Linked DNA regions of Homo sapiens: region 1 is linked to region 2. A link is a loop called in an ENCODE intact Hi-C map of the cell type or tissue named here. Cell type or tissue: PC-9. All regions are shown on one strand. Each heading gives the region's core, and the rest is flanking DNA. Links, peaks and the distances in the headings are about the cores only. Region 1 has its middle 20 kb from the start of MAN2B2. Region 2 overlaps KIAA0232.

The links. A loop is a pair of places that touch in the nucleus more often than their neighbours do. Peaks named below come from ENCODE experiments on the same cell type or tissue, not always from the same donor. Only the 100,000 strongest peaks of a DNase experiment are listed, where the experiment ranks them.
Region 1: a loop joins it to region 2, with 5 times the contacts of the local background. A loop is called at or near these places in 3 of 110 quality-filtered maps.

What each region holds. Positions count from the first base shown.
Region 1 is chr4:6,551,249-6,559,783 of GRCh38, reverse strand. It overlaps a transcript of PPP2R2C not described here. Among named protein-coding and RNA genes, the nearest start is that of MAN2B2, 20 kb to the left of the region's middle. In PC-9, for the core only: no CTCF peak of the experiment used is centred there; a DNase peak (open chromatin) is centred at 3,323; H3K27me3 peaks cover 1,021 bases.
Region 2 is chr4:6,866,301-6,877,861 of GRCh38, reverse strand. KIAA0232 reads right to left here. Exons shown (of 10, transcript NM_014743.3): 8 at 6,180-6,288; 9 at 1,105-1,202. Among named protein-coding and RNA genes, the nearest start is that of TBC1D14, 38 kb to the left of the region's middle. RefSeq lists a silencer at 3,644-3,803. In PC-9, for the core only: CTCF peaks have their summits at 3,536 and 3,741 (motif pointing right); a DNase peak (open chromatin) is centred at 2,121.

The DNA of each region.
Region 1 (8,535 bases), core at 1-8,000, 320 kb after region 2:
GTCTGGTGAGGACCTGCGTTCTGGTTCACGGATGGTGCCTTCTTGCAGTACCCTCTCAGGGTGGAAGGGGCAAATGAGCTCCCTTGAGTCTATTTTAGAAGGGCACTAATTTCCTTCTAATTGTTTCCCCAGGGCCCGGCTCCTCATATCTCACATTGGGGGTTAGGATTTCAACATAGGAATTCAGGGGGACACAAGCATCCAGTCCACAGCAGGGGGGATTTTGGAGGAAGTTATGCATGGGGCAAGAATTGGGTTAAGGTGTTGGGAGTGTAGTTGGCACAGTGATCACAGATGCTGCGTGTTGCAAATTTGCAGCCCTGGGTGAAGTTTAATCTCTTTGCCTCTGTTCTGTGTGTGTGTGTGTGTGTGTGTGTGTGTGTGTGTGCTGTGTATTTTTTCAGAACTGCCATTTATTGGGCACTTCTGTGAGCCTGGCACTGCACGGGCACTATGCACTATACACTCTATCTCACTTATCCTCAAGTCAACTTGTGAGGGTGTGGACGTGCCCACTGCCCCCGGTTTTACAGAGGAGCACACTGAGGTGCCAGTGATGTGCTCCAGGCTGCTTAGCAGTGAGAGATGGATCTGAACCTAGTTCTTCCTGCCTTGGCTGGACTGCGAGCTGCTCTCCCAGTGTTTAAATTTAGGTTCTGTTCTGTGATTCCTTCTCAGGAAACTGCTATTGTCAGGGCTGCCTGCTCATCAGAGCCCCTGTCTCAGCGCAGTGTTCCCCTGGCATTGCAGAGCCACAGAGCTGGGAGCCACTGTTGCTGTCTTTCCTGTGCACTCCTGGCTGGAGGCTGGTGTCCCATCAGAGCCGCAGGGCTGGGTGGTGAATTCCCAGGATGGGCACCTGTGAGGGTGCAAGGTCAGAAAAAAAGATGACGCTGGGCTTTGGGGGCTGTGATGGAGACTCACTGGGTGGGGCATCTTTAGATGGGAGGCCAGGCAGGGAGACACTGTGGAAATCCTTTCCTGGGTCTGGAGTGGACCGGTTGCCCAGGTCTTCATTCCAAGCTTGGCTCGGTGCAGGGCTCCATGTTGAGTGGGGTGTGGCTTCATGGTGGGGACACTGTTGCACTCTTTGCTGGCACTCCTGGTCAGAGGATGGTGTCCATCAGAGCCTCTTCCATTGTGTAGTTCCTGGCTGCCAAAGAATCTTTCTGCGGCAAGAATCTGAAATCCAACCTAGTTTGACCCAAGCACAGAGTTGATCAGGCTGAGTATTGGGAAGTTCAGGGGATGCCCTGATATTTTAGGAGGCTGAGCACAGGTGGCCTTCTCCTTGTTAGGAGGCAGCCAGAGGTGGCAGGTAAAGGCTCACACACCTGCAGGTCCCAGGAGGAGAGAAGAGGGCTCTTTGTAAGCCCTGAGAAAGGCTTCTCCTTGACCTTGCATGGGTGGCCTTCCCACTGCAGGTACAATTTCCCTGTCCCCATGGATGGCTCTCCCAAGCAAGGGGATGGGGCCCCTTAAGTGACAGCCCCACCAGCACCCCAGGTCACAGATGGCAGCTGAGAGTAGTGTTAATCTTCTTAGCTGGCACTTATGGAGAACTTGCTGCATGCTTGGCACAGGCAGAGCCTGTTAGGTGTATCAGGCGCTCACTCGGTGTTGGGATGCGATCATCACAGCCACTTTGCAGGTGATGCTGTGACATGTGGTGAGGTTGGGAGAAGTCACTGCCCCAAGTCTCACCGCCAGGGGCTGTCCTGCTGGGCTCGGGCACCTTTAAGAGGATGGGTGCTGAGGCTGCTCAGAAGCACCTGGCCGCCTCCTTCCTCCTGCCTTCCTGTCCACAGGGGAGGAGGAGAGGTCTGGGGTGGGGCTGGGGAGGGTTTGCCTGGAGTCACGCAGCAGGTGAGAGTAGAACCAGGGCCTGTGGGATGCACCTCACTCCAGGCCAGCGTCCGTTGTGCCCGCCCATGTCATCTGGGTCTCCAGTGCCCAGGTGGGGAATATTCTGCAGTAGCTCACCCTCAGATCTGCCTCCTCTCCTTCTTCATCTCTACTACCCCAGGTCAAGCCATTGTCTCCTCTTCTGGACTACTTGAGGGCCTCCCAATCCAGACTCCCCTTTCAACTCCCTAAAATAACCATGCTGACCTCTGCTGTGCCCATCTCCACAGCGCTCACTACACAGCAGCCTTTTTCCCGACCTTGGTACATCCTGGGCTCTCTCCTGTCCCGGGCCCTTTGCCCCTGCTATTCCCTCTGCTCCTGGTGCTAACCCAGCACTCACTCTAACTCATCCTTCAGGTCGCAGCTTCCATGTCCTCTCTCCAGAGACCTTCCTTGCCTCCCAGCTAAATACGTCCCACCCAGGGAGTCTCCATCACTGTACTCCGGGTCCAACGTCATCATCTTTTCTTTTCTTTCTTTCTTTCTTTTTTTTTTGCTGACCTTGCACCCAGCATCTCCTGACTATAAGATCTGTAAGAACTCATCTGTGTTCTCGGAGCCTGGCTCATAGTTCCTGTTGTTGTAGATGTTGTTGTCCTAATGCATCAGGTGTGTTTGGATAACACCAATGAGTGGTTCAAATATTCTTCCCAGATTCTAATGTCAGTGCTGCAGGACCACAATACAGTGAATTTAAAGTGACTATTTCTACTCTTTCTCAGGAAAGGAACCTATTAGCAAGTACAGTGTAGTTAAAAATGACCTCCTTGAAGGCTGGTACCTTGAATCCTCCTCGGTATCTTCTAAGGAGGCTTGTACCCCTTGTTCCTTTCCAGCCCCAGCTTCTCTCTGCCCTGGTCTGTGCCTGGAACCTGATCCTGTCAAATTTACCACCTGGATCTCTGCCGGGGAGTCTTTGGGTGGGTTTTGCCCACAGGAGGCATTGCCAGGAGCTGGGAGGGCAGGTGGAGAGAGAAGTAGGGTTGCCGCCTCCTTCCCCCTTCCCTCCTTTGGAGGAGGGTGCAGTGGCTGCATCCTTCTGTGATAATAACCAACTCAGGGGCACCCCGAGAGATGCTTGCAGATTCTCCCAGGAGGCAAAACTTCAGGGGGAGAATCTGGTTGCTCATGTTGCTGGGGAGGAACCACAGCCTGGAGTAGGGATCTACACTAATGCATGGGTTGGCAAGCTGGGCAGGGCTCTGGAAAGAACAAGGTTGCAGGATGATGACAAGGTGGCCTGGGGAAGAGGTGTGTGGATGGACCTCTCAAATGACTGCAGAGCATGAGGTATTTGTGCCCTGTAGTAGTCAGGGTTCTTCAGAGAAACAGGGCCAATAGGATCACTGCACGTGTGCGCACACACACGCACACGGAATTGGCTCAGGCAGTTATGGAGCTGAGAAGTCCCCTGAGCTCCATCCGGAAGCTGGAGAACTAGTTGTTCTAGTTTGAAGGTTTGAGAACCAGGAAGGCTGATGTTGCGATGGTGTGAGTGCCAATCCCAGGGCAGGAGAAGACTGATGTCCCAGCTCCAGCAGACAGACAGAGAGAGTGAATTCTCCCTTCTCCTGCCTTTTTGTTCCATTCAGGCCCTGAACAAACTGGGGGAGGCCCATCCACAGTGGGATTACTTAGTCTACTGATTCAAATGCTCATCTCTACTGGAAACACCCTCACAGACACACCTGGAAATGATGTTTAGCATGATATCTGGGCATCCCGTGGCCCCGTCAAGTTGACACATGGAATGAACCCCCACGTGCCCCATGCGGATGCTCCCCAGAGGCATCCTTCACGCAGGAGGCTCTCGGTCACAGGATAGACACGCTAGCCTGCCTGTGGGTGCTGGGCAGACTCTTTCCAGCCACCCCAGGGCTCACTCTTGGGCTCACACACAAAATAGGGCAGAGATGGGGAAACACACAGGCAGAAAATATGGCCTTCAACTCTCCAGGGCTGAGCTGGCCACTGCCACAGCTGAGGTCCCAGTCTCCAACATCAGGGGACAACAGTGACTTTGGGTGTGGCAGCATTACCCGAGGAGACCAGCAAGCACCCGGGGGGCAGGTTGGTTCCCTTGTTCTCAGGGGGGCGGATGCATAAGCCAGATACAGAATCGCCTTCCCACCCGCTTCTGTCAGCAGTGTCATTGTGGAATTCCTAATTCACAGTCACCGTCGCCCACAAGCATCACATCATTCAAAGGATTCCTGCGGTGGTGCAGAGCTGCGGCAAAGGGCCCTCGCCCGTGGGGTTCACTCTCATCACCCAGAAGCAGGGAGAAGGGCCTGCGGCTGCAGGCCTGGCTGCCACACCGGCCTCCAGACAACACACAGCAGGTGGGGCCTTGTCCTGTATGCCTTAGATCAGCGGCTGACTGTTTTGTGACTGTCACCTGCACAGCCACATACACAGGTTTGAGGACCAGTGGATGGAGTTAGGAGGAGCCCTTCACTGGCTTATAATCACTAGGGTGTCAAATAATTTATCATCCAAAGTGGGGTACCTTAGAGAATGAAAGGGTGTGTTATGAATGATTGCACAGGGCAGCCCCAGACGTGGCCACTGTGTTAGTGTGTTGGGGCTGTGTGGTGGTCTGAATGTTCCCATCTCTCCAGTAGTCCTGTGCTGAAATCTACCCACCAACAGAGTATTGAGGGTGGGGCTTTGGGAGGTGATTAGGTCAAGAGGTCAAGAGGGTGGAGCCCTTATAAAAGAGGCCGAGGCAGATATCTACCATGTGAGGACGCAGTGAGAAGGCGCCATCCTTGAAGCACAGAGCCCTTGTCAGACACTGAATCGAATCTGCTGGCATCTTGATCTTGGACTTCTCAGCCTCCAGAATTGTGAGCAATTTCTTTTTCTTTTCTTTTCTCTTCTCTTCTCTTCTCTTTTCTTTCTTTCTCTTTCTTTCTTTCTTTCTTTCTTTCTTTCTTTCTTTCCTTCCTTCCTTCCTTCCTTCCTTCCTTCCTTCCTTCCTTCCTTTCTTTTTCTTTTTCTTTTTTTTTTTTTTGAGATGGAGTCTCACTCTGTCACCCAGGCTGGAGTGCAGTGGCATGATCTTGGCTCACTGCAATCTCTGCTTCCTGGGTTCAAGCGATTCTCGTGCCTCAGCTTCCTCAGTAGCTGGGATTACAGGTGTGCACCACCAGGCCTGGCTGATTTTTGTATTTTTAGTAAAGACAGGGTTTCACCATGCTGGCCAGGCTGGTCTTGAACTCCTGACCTCAAGTACTCTGCCTGCCTTGGCCTCCCAAAGTGCTGGGATTGCAGGTGTGAGCCACTGTGCCCGGCCAGTGAGCAATCAATTTCTGTTATTCATAAACTACTCAGTCTAAGGTATCTTGTTGTAGCCGTCTACAGACTGAGGCTGCCTTAACAAAGCACTACACACAGAGTGGCTTGAAGAAAGGAAATTGATTGTCTCATGGTTCTGGCAGCCAGCAGTCTGGGACGAAGACGATAGCTGGGTCAGTTTCTATGGAGGAATTAGAGGGGGAATCTGTCCTGTACCCCTCTCCCAGCTTATTGTGATTTGCTGTCCATCTTTGGCATTCTTTGGCTTGTAGATGGTGTCACCGTGGTGTCTGCCTTTCTCCCTGTGCCTGTCTGTCTCTGTGTCCAAATTTCCTCTTTGATGAGGGCACCCGTCATTTTGGATTGGGGGTAAACCCTACTCCAGCATGGCCTCATTTTAACTAATGACATCTGCAGTGACCCTATTTCCAAATAAGGTCACATGCTGAGGTATTGTGGGTTTGGACTTCAATGTGAATTTTTTGTGGGGAGAGCACACAGTTCAACCCATAGCAGTCACCCCCTGATAACCCCTTGAACTAATTTTGCTTCTAGTTCATTAGGCGTGGTGTGTTTGGGGGTCCTGGTGCCCCAAGAAGGAAGGCTTCCATCAGGGAGCAGGGCCACAGTCTGTGAAAGTGGACACTGGGACCGAGGCCATTTGGACTCCTGCTGCTGCTGGGTGGCCTGGTAGAGAAGGGGGCACTGGGATGAGGGGTGACTGCTCCTAGCTACCAAGGATAAATGAGGTCACTTCTTGGTGGTATCTGGGGCCCAGAGGATCCACGGGGATGCTTCTTAGCACTGACATCTGATAAAAAAGGTCTACTGAGCATGGCAGCCCTGAACATAGAGATGGGAGCATGACAGACCCAGATCATGGGTGAAAACTTGGGTCGTTCCCCCAGGTGAAGAACCAGGTGCTCTGGCACAGGCAAGGTGCCTATCGGTGGGTGGAGGAAGAAGGACTCGCTGCTGATTGGCCCTTTTTCCCCTGCCCTCATCTCTCCTGGCCACCTTGAATGAAGGCTACCTGTGGTGGACAGTGTGGTGCTGTAGGCTCAAGGCAGGCATCTGAAGTGGCGTCTCCCTCAATGATACCGTTGCTGGTGGGACCCCGTGCCTTACTGTGTTGGGCTGAGAGTTTCTTCCCGGATAGGGGGACGAGGATGTTTGCTGAGTGGCCACAGTGGACTGCGCTGGATTTCTCCACTTGACCCGTAGATCTATTTTTCACCTCTCTGTCCAGTGTGGTGCCCTGGAGGCTGCATCACCTGTGGTCCCTGCCCTAAGGCTCCCGTGGAGTTTGGCCAGTGGGAGGCACCAGTCAGAGCTTGCAGGGCAGGAGGGAGAGGGGGAACACTCCCCGTTCTTCTCCCTGCGGTGGCGCTGCAATCCTAGGGTCGGCTGTGCTCTCCATGGTCACAGCTTGTGCCAGTGGATCCTGTCTCATGGTCCCAGTTCTCTTCCCCTGCACCTTTCAGCCCAGGGAGTAACAGCCTCCTGTCCTTGCCCTTAGTCCCTATGTGCCCCAAATGCTTCCTTGGTCACTTCCTGTAGGTCACCTCTTTGTTTACTTCTCTTCTGTTGAACTATCTGGGGTGAATTCTGCCTCCAGTGAGACCCCAACATCTATGGAGGCCATTGGAACTGGGGCATGTGTGTGGCCATTCATCCTGAAACTGGCTCTTGCCTCTGCTACTCACATGACATCAGGCAATGGCCCCACCTTCCTGAGCCTTATTGTCAAATTAGGACAATAAAGTCCACTTTTGCAGGATGTTTGTGAGTGTAGTGGAAAGAATAATGCCCCCCAAAGATGTCCACATTCTAATCCCCAGACCTGTGAATTTGTTACCTTACATGGCAAAAGGAAGTTTGCAGATGAGATTAAGTTAAGGCTCTTGAGTTGGGGAGGTTGACCTGGATTATCTGGGTAGGCCCAATGTCATCACAGGGGTCCTTATAAGAGGGAGGTAGGAGGGTCAGAATCAGAGAAGGAGATGGGATGACACAAGCAGAGGAGAGAAAGAGGAAGAGAGGGAGAAGAGAAGAGAGGGAGAAAGAAAGAGGAGAGAAAGAGGAAGAGAGGGAGAGAGATTTGAAGATGCTGAGCTGATGGTTTTGAAGATGGAGGGAGGGGTCATGAGCCAAGGAATGCGGACACCTCCAGAAGCTCGAAGATCAAGGAAACGGATCCTCCCCTGGGGCCTCCAGCAGGAACCAGCCCTGCCCACACCTTGACTTTAGCCCAGTGAGGCTGATTTCAGACTTCTGACCTCCAGAACAGTTAGAGAATAAGCTTCTGTTTTTCTAAGCCACTATGGTTGTGGAAATGTGTTACAGCAGCCATAGGGAACTTACACAATGAGAACAAATGAAAAAATTGCAGGGAGACTGCCTGCATTTCAGAGCAGGTGCCATGGAAATGATTACTGCATTTGGGAACAGTGGGCTCAGGTCTCCCCTTGTGGCAAAAGTGGACCTGTAGGCTCAGATGTGTAGCACACACAGCACCTGCTGTCTTTGCTGGTCCTTTGCTGCCACTTGTCTCATCTTCACTCACATCATCTTTTCCTTCCACTTCCAAAGTCTCTCCACTTTCTCTCCAGTTATCTGTGGCTTCCTAACAAATGATCCCATGATGTGCCAGCTGAGAATGGCCATTTCATTGTGTTTCATGGTTTTAAGAGCCAGGAGCTGAGGAAGGGCTCAGCTGGGTGATTCTTCTGCTGCATGTTGCCTACACCGAGGTCGCTTGTTGGTGTTCAGCTGGAGGATGGACTGGGCTGGGTGGCCCACAGTGGCTTCCCTGTAATTTATGGTGCCTTGGTGGGGACAGCAGGGGCTGAGCTCAGCTGGGACTGTCACCTGAGCCCTGACATGTGGCTTGTCCAGCATGGCAGCCCAGGGTGGTGGGACTCCTTCCATGGTGCTCAAGTTTCCTGGTGCAATGTCCAGGGAACAAGATGGCAGTTGTGTGGCCTTTGATGCCCAGCTTTTGGTGTCCCAGAGCTTCATTTCTGCTAGGCTCTTGGTTGAGTGGGTCACAGGCCCACCAGACTCAAGAGGAGGAGGCATAGACCTCATCTCTTGATGGGGGGACTTGTGGCCATACCACAACACTTTACCTCTAGTTTTATTTTCTCCTTTTCCAGCTGGGAGTTTCAGTTACTTTTCTCCCACTGGACTCCTATTGGCTTTGTTCTCCATGCCACGTGTTTGTTCATTCATTCTACAAATATCACCTGAGCACCCACTGCAGGCTGTGGTCTGTGCTGGAAACCCAGAGAGCACATTAGGAGCATGTGACATACATGAGCACTC
Region 2 (11,561 bases), core at 1-8,000:
TGATTGGATTAAAGGATGCAAAGTACTGATCCTGGGTGTGTCTGTGGGGGTGTTGCCAAAGGAGATTAACATTTGATCCAGTGGGCTGGGAAAGGCAGACCCACCCTTCATCTGGGTGGGCACCATCTAGTCAGCTGCCAGCGTGGCTAGAATATAAAGCAGGCAGAAAAATGTGAAAAGACTAGACTGGCCTAGCCTCCCAGCCTACATCTTCTCCCATGCTGGATGCTTCCTGCCCTCGAACATCGGACTCCAAGTTCTTCAGTTTTGGGACTGGGACTGGGACTGGCTCTCCTTCCTCCTCAGCTTGCAGATGGCCTATTGTGGGACCTTGTGATCGTGTGAGTTAATACTTAATAAACTCCCCTTTGTGTATATATATACCTATTCCATTAGTTCTGTCCCTCTGGAGAACCCTAATACACTGACAATTCACACCAAATAAAAAGAATTTTCCTTAGGTTCATTTGCCTGCCTGCCTCTTAACCGGGGAAGGTCTAAGACGAGACTAAACCAGGCGGAGGCCCCGCTCCCGCCTTCGTGGTGCCCACAGGCTTGTGGAAGAGGCAGACATGCAGAAACGGAACGCAAGTACATGCTCTGGCTACAGCAAGAAGAGTCGTGCACAGAGTGCAGGAGGACACGGAAAGGGCGGGATCGTTCTGCAGAAGCCGGGACAGCGGCAACAAGCACACTGGCAAGGCTGCCTCAGGGTGCACTTTCAAAGAGGACAAGGCTAGGTCTCCCACTTATTAGGTAAACAAAAAAAAAAAAGATGAAAAGTGTGCCCACCCAAGGAGCAACAGGGTCAGCTCTGCATTTGTAATGCAATGCCCTCGGGCAGTAGTGTAGAGCCAAGACTGGGGAGAGAGCTGGGGATTCTTCAGGAAGCACTGGCAGTCAACAGTCAAGGGGGTTTGGAAGCGGGGGAGAATGCAGACTCAGAACAAAGGCCAGAGAACAGGAAGTCTGCACCCACAGGCCTGGCTGGTTCCTGGGAGAGGTGGGGTCCACTCACATGACTCCCAGGTTTTTGACTACAGTGACAACTGGAGGTGGTGGCTGTTTGTAAGTTAATGACGAGGAGGAGGACAGTCCACTTACCCTATTAAAATCTAACAGGCGCTCTTCATTACTGGGTGTCTCTTTAGCATCTGGATATTCTTCTAAACCACTCTCTCCCTTGGCATTTGTGTAACATTCTTAATCATTTGGAATGGAGAAGGGAAAAGAGGGAAAGGGGGAAATTCCATTAAGACACAGTTATGAAACATACATTCTTGTTTCATTTTTCACTAAAAAGCTACATCAGTTAGGTCTCCCAACCCTTCGGAGGTTTTAAGTCGTCACTAAAAGCACAGCCAGGCAGGTGTGTAAGAGAAAAAAAACGCTATGCTGACAAAAAATTCTTGGTTTGGTGAGTTAAAAAAAGAAATAGGCCAGCATAACCATACACTCCTGTTATTCTACCAGGAGGCACTCATTGGACAAGCTTCTATTCACACCTGTAATGTGATCGGCCCTGGGAACACACGACAGAGAGACCCACAGGGCCCATGCTCTCCACAACAAATGGATGGAGGAGACAGATGGTGCATCATAGCACGTTCATAGGACAGAGGAACAAAGGAAGCTCAGACAGAAGGGAACGCAATGGAGAAACGACACAGGGTCACGTCCTTGTGTGTTCTTCCTCAACAACATACTGAACCATGTATCACATCTATGAATAGGAAAAAGAAATGGTGCTAGCGATTCCATCAGGCAAATGGCCCCACAAAATGGGAAAAAAACTGGGATGAGAAGATATCAAACAAATCCAACGAGCCCAGTAGTTCTCAACCCTGGCTGCATATTCTCATCATCTGGGGGCTTTAGAGAGGCTTAGACTCCTGCCAGAGATTCCAAATGAACTGTCCTGGGCAGGGGCTGGGCACTTTCTGAAAAGCAGATTTGCTCCCAGGCAATTCTAATGCACTGAGAACTGCTGGTCTTCATCCAGAACAGCCTCTTACTCCCCTTACCTCCATGAGAAACATAGCTGGGGCAGAGGCACAGTGCAGAGTAAAAGGAGGAACTTGGCCAGGGTTTTGGACTCTGGCATTGACATTCATGGTGCATTAAGTCCTTTAACACCCTTGAGCATCTACTTCCTCAAAACCAGATCACACCCCCCATCCCCTGCCACAGAGTTGCCACAAGGTAGTTTGACGAGATGACATGCCTGCCCCTTGCACAACACCCCAAAGGACAAGGCTGGAGCAAGTGACTGCTGCGCCCTTCTACCTTGGCACAGAGTAGCGAGGCTGTGCCAAGGGTAAGACCATCTGGGCCCTGCTGGGCTGCTTCCTGCAGCTGCACTGGCCACATGGAAGACTCTCCACAGCTGTTCTCTCTGACGGCTCCAAGAACTCCAAGTTACTAGTTGAGGTTCATGAGAATACCCCAGGCTCTGGGATTAGACAGACTTCAGTCAATTCCAGGTCATGCTATTTACTTGTGATGTAACTTTGCACAAATTATTTAACCTCTTTGAGCCCTAGTATCCTCATCTCTAAGATGAGAACATCACCATTTTCCCTCCTACATTTCTGTGCAAATTCAAAGAGGTGAAGCCTCAAGCACAGTGCCGGGCACACACATTGCACCCATGACCGCTGCTTATCAAAGCCATAGGCTTGGAGGCGTGGTTGCCCTAGGGCGGCTGGGGAGGATGCCATGTGTCCTCTGCTGAGGCTGGGAGGAACCCTGGCTTCATCTCTCCTAAGGAGGCATCTTTTCCTTGGCTGACTTCTCACTCCATGGCCCACTCCATATGGCCACCACTTATACTGGCTGAGGGGCATGGAGTGGATAGGACATGGTTTCCTTGACAAGGATAGCTCAGAGGCAGGCAGGCCCATCTCCACACCCCACTCCTTCATTTTCTCTTCCTGCTTTAGGAATTCTGTACATACAAGAGGGTTTTATTGTGCCACAGGGTATTTGGAAAAGGTGATGCTGAACTGCTGCTGATAGTCTTCATGATGCTCAAGTTGACCACCACCCTGTTTCGGGCTATGACATGCCAGCCACTGTTCTAGGCACTTTACCTTACAATGAGGGCATTCTTCTAGCCTCCTTTTATACATACAGACTACAGAGGCACAGAAAGGCTCAGTCAGCACCCAAAGCCTAATAGCTGGGGAAAGAAGCTCTGGATTCCAATACAGTTCTCAATCCTGGGCCTTTCACCACCTGTCTGTACTGCTTCCCTGCAGGACTCTCTGTCTTTAATGCTAAAATCATCCAGACGCTTACATTACTCGAGTCTTGAAAGCACTGAAAATCCAGGGGCGTGAGCTGTGGAGACTGCTGTTTGGGACGGCACTCCTGGTGCACAGAGTCTACAAGGCCCTCTGTGGTCTGGCTCCCAGCTGCCTGGCTGGCCTCATCCCCACCACACTCCCATGCCATCCCTTCTTTGCCAGTCATGTTGGGGGCATACCCAATGCATTCCTGTCCCTGCACAAGCCACTGCTGCCTGGCACCTCTCCCTGCAGGCAGCCCCAGCTGTCACATGGTCTGTGCCCTATTTCCTCAAGTCCCTGTTGAGAAGGTACCTGAGCAGGGGGAGGACAGGGACACGATCTGTTTGCCTATGCATTCCCAAGTCTAGAACAGTGCCTAACCCAAGTGCTGAAGGGATGCACATATGAATGCGCAGCAAGGCCAGCAGGGGGCAGACTGCACAAAGCTGGGGCTTTCTTATATGGTTACCTGAACAAGCTGCCTCTTTTCTGAGCCTGTTTCCTCGCCTTACTGTAAAGGGGACAATGCTACTCTTCCTTTCCAGAGATGCTGTGAGCTCCCAGGTCAGCCCCTGGCTCAGAGCAGCAACTGCTTGTGATGAATCATATCCAATATTAGAAGCATTAGGAGTCCCCAGCCACTTCTGCTGAGTAGGTAAGTGACTACCTGTTTTCTTGGCTATCCTTCTGAGACTAAATGCCCCAACCCACATAAGCTAAAGAAGGATGCTTCATGATGCTACAGGGCAAATATGCAGGGACTTAACTCACAGTGTGAGCTAAAGGTCATTCAAAAGAAATAATTACCAGTATTTATGCACTGAGAGTTTCTCTATATACCACTTCACTGTAAAAACAAAAATATTATGTACAAACACCAGTATCCACTAAGAGACTGTACAGATAACCAGGAACCTAGAGCTAAGAGGTGAAACTGGATTCTTTACTAACTAATGACAGAAAACTGGACTAAGGGTGCTAAGGTTGCCCTTTACTAAAGAAACATGAACTCTGTGTCTCAAAATCATCCTATGCCACTGCAAGGAATTGGTTCTTTTCCACAAGGTGGCATCCTCCTCTCCCTCCTAGCTCTTCCTGAGAGGTCCTCTGTGGCACAGCTGTGGCCACATCCCACCTTCATTCCATTAACTGTGTCTGTGTCTTGTACTTGCCCAGTTTACCAGACTGGACACACATGAAGGGAAGCTCTGTGTGTCCTACTCCTACTGCCCTGGCATCTACCTTGGTACCAAGTGCAGGCAGCTGCTGTAGAGGGCAAAACTTCTGGACCACAAGAATCACAACCTACATTCTAGCCCATGCTTAATAGTTAACTGTGTGATTTCGGGCAAATTACAGTACTAAACTTGAGACTCAGCTTCCTCATCTGAAAACTAGCGGGGGGCATCTCCTAAGGTTCTTGTGGGAATTATGTAAAAGAAAAGCTTGAGAGCACCTTGCACGCAACCAAGGCTGTCCAGATATGAGCTAATGGTAGGGCGGCAGCAGCAACGGGCCTTCAATAAACGCTGTTCAATCAACGAAGACGCTAACAGTGAAGACTCAGCTCTACGCTCTCCTTATGACCCAGATGAACCTCTGGGAAGGAGGAAGGCAGGGTCCTGGGAAGCTGTCTGTGGCTACAGACCAGAGAACAGCAAACGCTCCACTCCTAAAGAGTCAACCTGGCCAAGCTGGCCTTCCATCCCATCAGCTATAGCCCATGCTGCCGAGGGATGCCAGGGAGGCTTTCCGAGGACAACACAGGCGTGTGCAGGGCATCGTGGCTAGTGAGAGAGAAGTCACTTGGCTCCACACTAACTACAAATTAGCTGAGGGGATGTGACAAACACGTGAACCCGTAAATTTAAATGCAAGAGATTTGCATAACCCCTTCGGGACTCTGACAGGAGACTGGTGTTAAATAAATGTGGTAGCCAATAGAAGCCCAGGAGACCACAATCTGGACAAGCTGAACTTCTTGAGCTAATCAATTCTGGTTGCATCCTTAGTTCCTACTTCTCCCAAAATTTCAATTCAGGGTTTCTTAACAACTTCTGGGTGTCTACCTGGAAGGCCTCACAGACTGCTCATTCAAAAAATACCCTAAACTAAAATCTTCCTCACCGCATCAGCGCCCACTCCTGTCTCCCTCTCTACCTAGACTCCCATAACTACTCCTCATAGAAAGTAATCCAACAAACTCCTCCTCTACAAAACCTCTCGGTCCTGTTTCCTTTTCTCTGTCCCCGCTTTGATTGCCTCAGTCCAGACCTTTAGCGTATGCCTCCCAAACTACTGCAAGGGCTTAAAACCCTGGCCAATAGCCTTCAGTTTTTCAATTCCATTTCCACTCTGTTACTAGAATTGTTCTAAACAACATCTGACCTTGACAACCTCCAATTTAAATCCTGTCAACGGCATTCCCTTCCTGCATGTCAGACGCTACCTAACCTAGCCAAGCCCTCAAACCTTCTGACAGGCTCCTGCCCTGTCTGTCTCTCCCGCGTCAGCTACAACTCAGCTGAGCCATGGAGCCCTGTGCTTTCCCCTGGCGGCGACCCTCCTGCCTCTGTGCAGGCAACTCTCTTCACAGGGACTGCCCGCTGTTTCCTCCTCTGTGACTCAGTGGTGGCTTATACACACCTCATCCATGGTCAGTAACGCTTGGATATATTTCCATGCCTTTCCCCTCCATCAGATTGTGGCTGTTTCAGAGCAGGGCCCAGTTCTCATTCCTCCCTGTGTCCCCAGTGCATGACAAAGTGCTACCCACACAGAAACCTCTTGGTAAATGTTTCTTGGACTGATATTCATAGAAAAAGAAATTATTGCTCTTAACAAATTACAAATTGCAATGAATAAATGAACTAACAAAGGTCTCCTTACCTTCACACTCTGATGCAGGAAAAAGAGGAGAGTACAAGGCTTTTTCCCACCAGGTCTGTTTTTCTTGACTTCTATTCATTCCTTGTATATCAGTGTTCAATACAGGGAACTGTTTAGATTAAACCAAATACAGAAAAAGTTTATAAACTTTCAGGTTAGAGGAAGAATATTCAAGCATTATTAACTACAGATTATAAACCCAGAACTTTTAAACTGGTGAGGTTTTTTGATTTTTCTTTCTTTCTTTTTGAGATAGGGTCTGGCTCTGTCACTCAGGCTGGAGTGTAGTGGCACGATCTTGGCTCACTGCAACCTCCACCTCCAGGGCTCAAGTGATCCTTCCACCTCAGCCTTGCAAGTAGCTGGGACTACAGGCGGGAACCACCATGTCTGGCTCATTTTTTGTGCTTTTTGTAGAAATGGGGTTTCGCCATGTTGGCCAGGCTGGTCTCGAACTCCTGGGCTCAAGCAATCTGCCAAGCTTGGCCTCCCAAAGTACTGGGATTACAGGCATGAGCCACCATGCCCAGCCAACTGGTGAGTTTTTATAATGTTCTGAAAAAAAGTGCATTTTAAAAGCCAGCGTGTTCACAGTGTATAAAGAAAGTATTGCTTAAGAAGTACTTAGATGGGAAGCGACATGAAAATCTTAACTAAAAAAACTCTTACAAGCCCAAAATATAATGTAATAAAAACGCTCCCAAGCAAGGCAAACTTCTAGATTCCCCAAGTGCATACAGGTAATGGGGAAGCCCTGAGCCTTTACTGGCATGAGGTGCTCTGAAGAGAACAGGGGGAACCCTCTTCTCCCTCATACATTCAGGCAGAAGTAAGTAAAAGAAGAAATGGAATCAAAGAAACTTCCTTTTTTTTTTTTTTCCAAGACAGAGTCTCACTCTGTCACCCAGGCTGGAGTGCAGTGGCACGATCTCAGCTCACTGCAACTTCTGCCTCCAGTGTTCAAATGATTCTCGTGCCTTAGCTTCCTGAGTAGCTGGGACTACAGGCATGTACCACCACCCCGGCTAATTTTTGTATTTTTAGTAGAGACAGGGTTTTGCCACGTTGGCCAGGCTGGTCTCGAACTTGTGACCTCAGGTGATCTGCCCGCCTTGGCCTCCCAAAGTGCTGGGATTACAGGCGTGAGCCACCATGCCTGGCCCAAAGGAAATTCTTATAGGCACAGTTATTGACCTAAGTGTCTTAAAATTATCTTGCTTAGGTGCGAACCAGAAGGAAACTAAGGCTAAAACCAAATTACAAATTCAAATTCCATGATTCAAATTTAAAATAGGAGATAGCCATCCAAATGAGATGAGAGAATGATTCCTGAGAGCGGGAGAGACTCATATCCTTCACATCTGGAAGCTGCCCAGGCCCAGAAGAGGGACCTAGCCTGAACCCAGGCTCTGTCCTTTCCCAGTGGGATTCTCAAGTCCTGGCTGGGCCCCGCCCACCTGCTTGGCCAGTGAGAACTGGATAGTGTGGCCAATGGCAGACAGACAACAGCTGTCATCAGTGACCAAGAAGAGTCCTTGTAGTGTGGTCAATAGAAGACCTGTGGCAGCTTCAGTCACCATGTATACCTGGCATGCTGGCAGTCAGGGCAACCCCCTTCAGTGTGCCTTCCTCACTGTGCCTGAGAGAGTGAGCCTGCCCCAGCTCGCCCAGGGTGAGGCTTGGCCACTGCATCTTTCTACCACCCACATCCCCTAATACTGTGTTCTCAGTAGACATCTGCTTAGTGGAGAGGCCTGTGAACACTGCACCCATCTTCATTGTTTTAAAAGACATTTCACTACGTGTTCAAGTTTAAAATCTAAAGTGTTTTAGAAACAAATTTTTCATCAGTTTCCTAACAGGATTTTGTTATGCTTTTAACTTAATTATTTATGGGTCTAAAACTGTTCAATTCCGTAATGAGTGTCTGTTATGTAACTAAAAGGGAAACACTTCAAACTTTTGTTTTCACTTAACTTTTCGGAAACACTCCTAAGTCAGAAACTGAAGAAGAATTGTACTGTCTACCCACAGCAGTCAGTTAACCTTTGCTAATTTCTCCTACAACTTATCCTAACAATAAAAATTGGTACTGCTATTAGATAAACAGATGCTAGGGCCAGGGGAATGGACAGGGCTGGGCTTCCCGCAAACAAGGTGGCACCACGCAAGGCCTGCAGTTCTTCCAAGGTGGCTAACAGCACCTGTCATGCAATTCCCTGCACTCTAAGACCTCTTCAGAAAGGCCTTGCCTGTCCTGTGAGATTACTTAGTGCTACTCAGGGGGAGCAAGGAAGGTGCCCCAGCCAGAACTCTCTCCATCACCTCCCTAAGGCGCTATTGAAGATAAGTGGATTTAGAGGTTAACAGGTTCTTATTTGAGAAAGAAAAAGCTCTTTGCAGGAATGATCAGTTTAAATACACTGCTTATCTTTTCATCCTTTCTTGAGGATTAAGATCAAGAAAGGGAGTGAGTTCATGGTGGGGGATGGGACAGGTCAGGGAAAGCAGGCTAGAGGGGCCAGGAACCTGGGAGCAGGGGCAGCATGAACCAAGACGAGTTTAGATCCCAGCAGAACCCGACTGTAAGCTTCCTGAGGGGCGGGACCACGTCTTCCTCATCTTTGCATTCCCAAGTATGGGGCCCCGCACAAAGCAGATACTCAGTGTCTGCTGACGTGAAGAAAAGTTTCCGCCAGGCCAACAGTCTCTGACTATCTCATACATCATTTCTTCTCTCTCTTGCTGAAACCACTGTGAAGGGCACACCAGTTTCTACCATAAATTTGGGAGTCTTTTTTCTGCATCCTCCATTTGAATGTCAATTCCTATGGCAGGGACTTATTTGTCCCGTTTTATACTAAACATATTCAAGGAATATGCATCTTGTTATGACATCTCTCCACTCATTTATAACTTTTAGGCTGGATCATGCTATATTCATCTAATACATCATCGAATGTATTAATTCAACTTCTGCTGTGGCTGGGAATGAAAAGAATGAAGAGACAATGGAGGAAGCTGAAAGCGGATCAGAAGGTCGCTGTCATGGACAGGCAGGCACAGCAGCGGCCTCAGTGCTGCCCTCCCTTTCCTGCCAGGCATCCTCTCAGCTCACTCTCTTACCTCTAAGTATTTCCTTAAATTGCACCTTGGCGAGGAAGCCTGCTCTCACACCGCCCATAACACAGCAAACTCCTGCCATCACTCCCAAACCCAATGCCCCTCGTCCAGCGATCCTCCTTTCCAACAGCATTTATATTGTAACACACTATATAACTTAACATGTTTATTGTCAGCTCCCCAAGGTGGGATGTGACTCCACCAGCACCAAGAGCTTTGTTACTTATTCCCAGCACCAAGAATAGTACCTGGCCGAGCAGGTACATAAGAAATACTTGATGAATGAATGAAACAGTGAAAAGAAGACATAAACTTAATCCAAAAAGCCTAACCAGAAATGTTTTTAGCAACAGATGTAAAATTGAGAAATTCTTTAGAAGGTGGAAGCTGGGTGAAGGAAACAAAGGCTTCACAGCTGTAAATTCTCACAGAATACTCCTAGTTTGGGTAAAGAGAAAGGTGCTTGGTTTTAGTTTTACTCTGGGAATCTTGCCCCTTTGCCACAATCAGCTCTCATTTGGGTCACACCAGGAAAAGCAAGACTTCCATGTACCTTGTTCTCTGGGAAGGAAGAAATGAAACATCAATGAAGAGATACTGAGTGCAACAGAGACAAACAAGAGACACAGAACTGCTGGTCTAAGTCTTCCTCAGTTCACAGAGGTGCAGAGTGGTGGAAAATGCTTTGCCTGTCCCCCACACTGGGATCTGGGGCAGCTGTCTCACCTCTCAGAGCCTATGTGTCTTTAGAAGTGGGGAAAATAACCTACCGCATGAGGTCTACATGGGCATCCAGTAGGATAGTGGTGACAGAAGCCTCTACATAGATGTGCCGGGTGGCACATCACCAGCATGACCCCTGACCCTCACTCCTTCTTTACTCATCAGAGCCTTCCTGTCCCTCCAGACCTGCTGACCTCCACAGCACAGTGAGCTCCTCTCCTGAGTGGACTGAAATTCCCTGAAGACAGCAAGTAAGCCTTTTGCTTATTTTCTGTGCCTCAAGGTGCTTGGTACTAAGTTGGCAACCAAAGAAACGACAAGAACATTTTCACCACAAATGTATGTCCAGATACCAAGGCACACTGTGCTTCATCTGTGCTACTCTTAACCGTATGGCTTATACTCCAGAGACCGTGAGATCCCTGTTCACAGCTGCCCTGCACACATCAGCAGATTCAAATCTCTTTACCCTTGCTTCTGCTGTTCCTTCTGCCTGGACTGCCCTGCCTCCGTCCTTCTACTCTGGACACTCAGATATGCTCAAGAAACCTTCCTCAACCTTCACAGGCTGGAAGGGTTCTCCTGCAGGTTCCCACAGCATTCTGTGCTCCCCTCCACCATTCTACCTACAGCACCTAAAACTGCATTGGTCAAATGCCCTAAAACATAAAGAACTGACTAGGTAGATTACGGTATATCCATACGATGGAATAGTGTGCAGAAAATAAAAAAAGGAAGGGTGATTACAATAAAGTACCATTTCAGCAAAAAGAAAAAATAGGAAGAAATACATGTGAACATTTACTTGTTAATACGCGCAAAAAATATCCTTGGAGAATACATCAGAACTCACACTAGTGGTTGCCGCTGGGGAGGAAACCTTTCACTGTGTATGTACACATACACTTGTAACTTCTGAATTTGAACCATATGAATAAATTACCTATTTCAGTTAAAATAAGTAACATGGTACAAGTTGGTCATCTTCACTACGCTGAATTCTGTATGGGCAAGGACAAAGTCTTATTCATCCAGGACACCTACTTTAGCAACAGGCATGTAAACAGGTACTCACTAAATGTTTGCTGAATTGAACTAAACTTTTGAAAATAATCATATTATTTTCATGCTCTTAGACACCAGTTCTATCGGAAATCCTACATTTTCATCATCTAAGTCTGAAACAGATGGGGTTCTACTGATCTTTAAACAGGCCTCCCAGATTGCTTCCTGAAAAGACTGTACTGACTCAGGAAAAGGGCCGGAAGCACATCCTCTTAAAAGCACCTTTCAGACTGACCAAGCAATGTGACAGAACAGAAAGATACAGGTTCTAGTCCCAGGCTGGCCCCAAACTGTCCCTTCAGGTCACTCAGCCTCCTGCACATCTCAGATGAATCTATGAAGTAAGCTTCAACCTGGCTTCTAAAGTATAACAATGCTGCCGAGAGAGCAGTGCTGACAACATCTAAACTATCAGACAATCCCAAAATGTCCTCTGGGAATTTTTTTGGCAGCTAAGACCTTTCAAGGAAA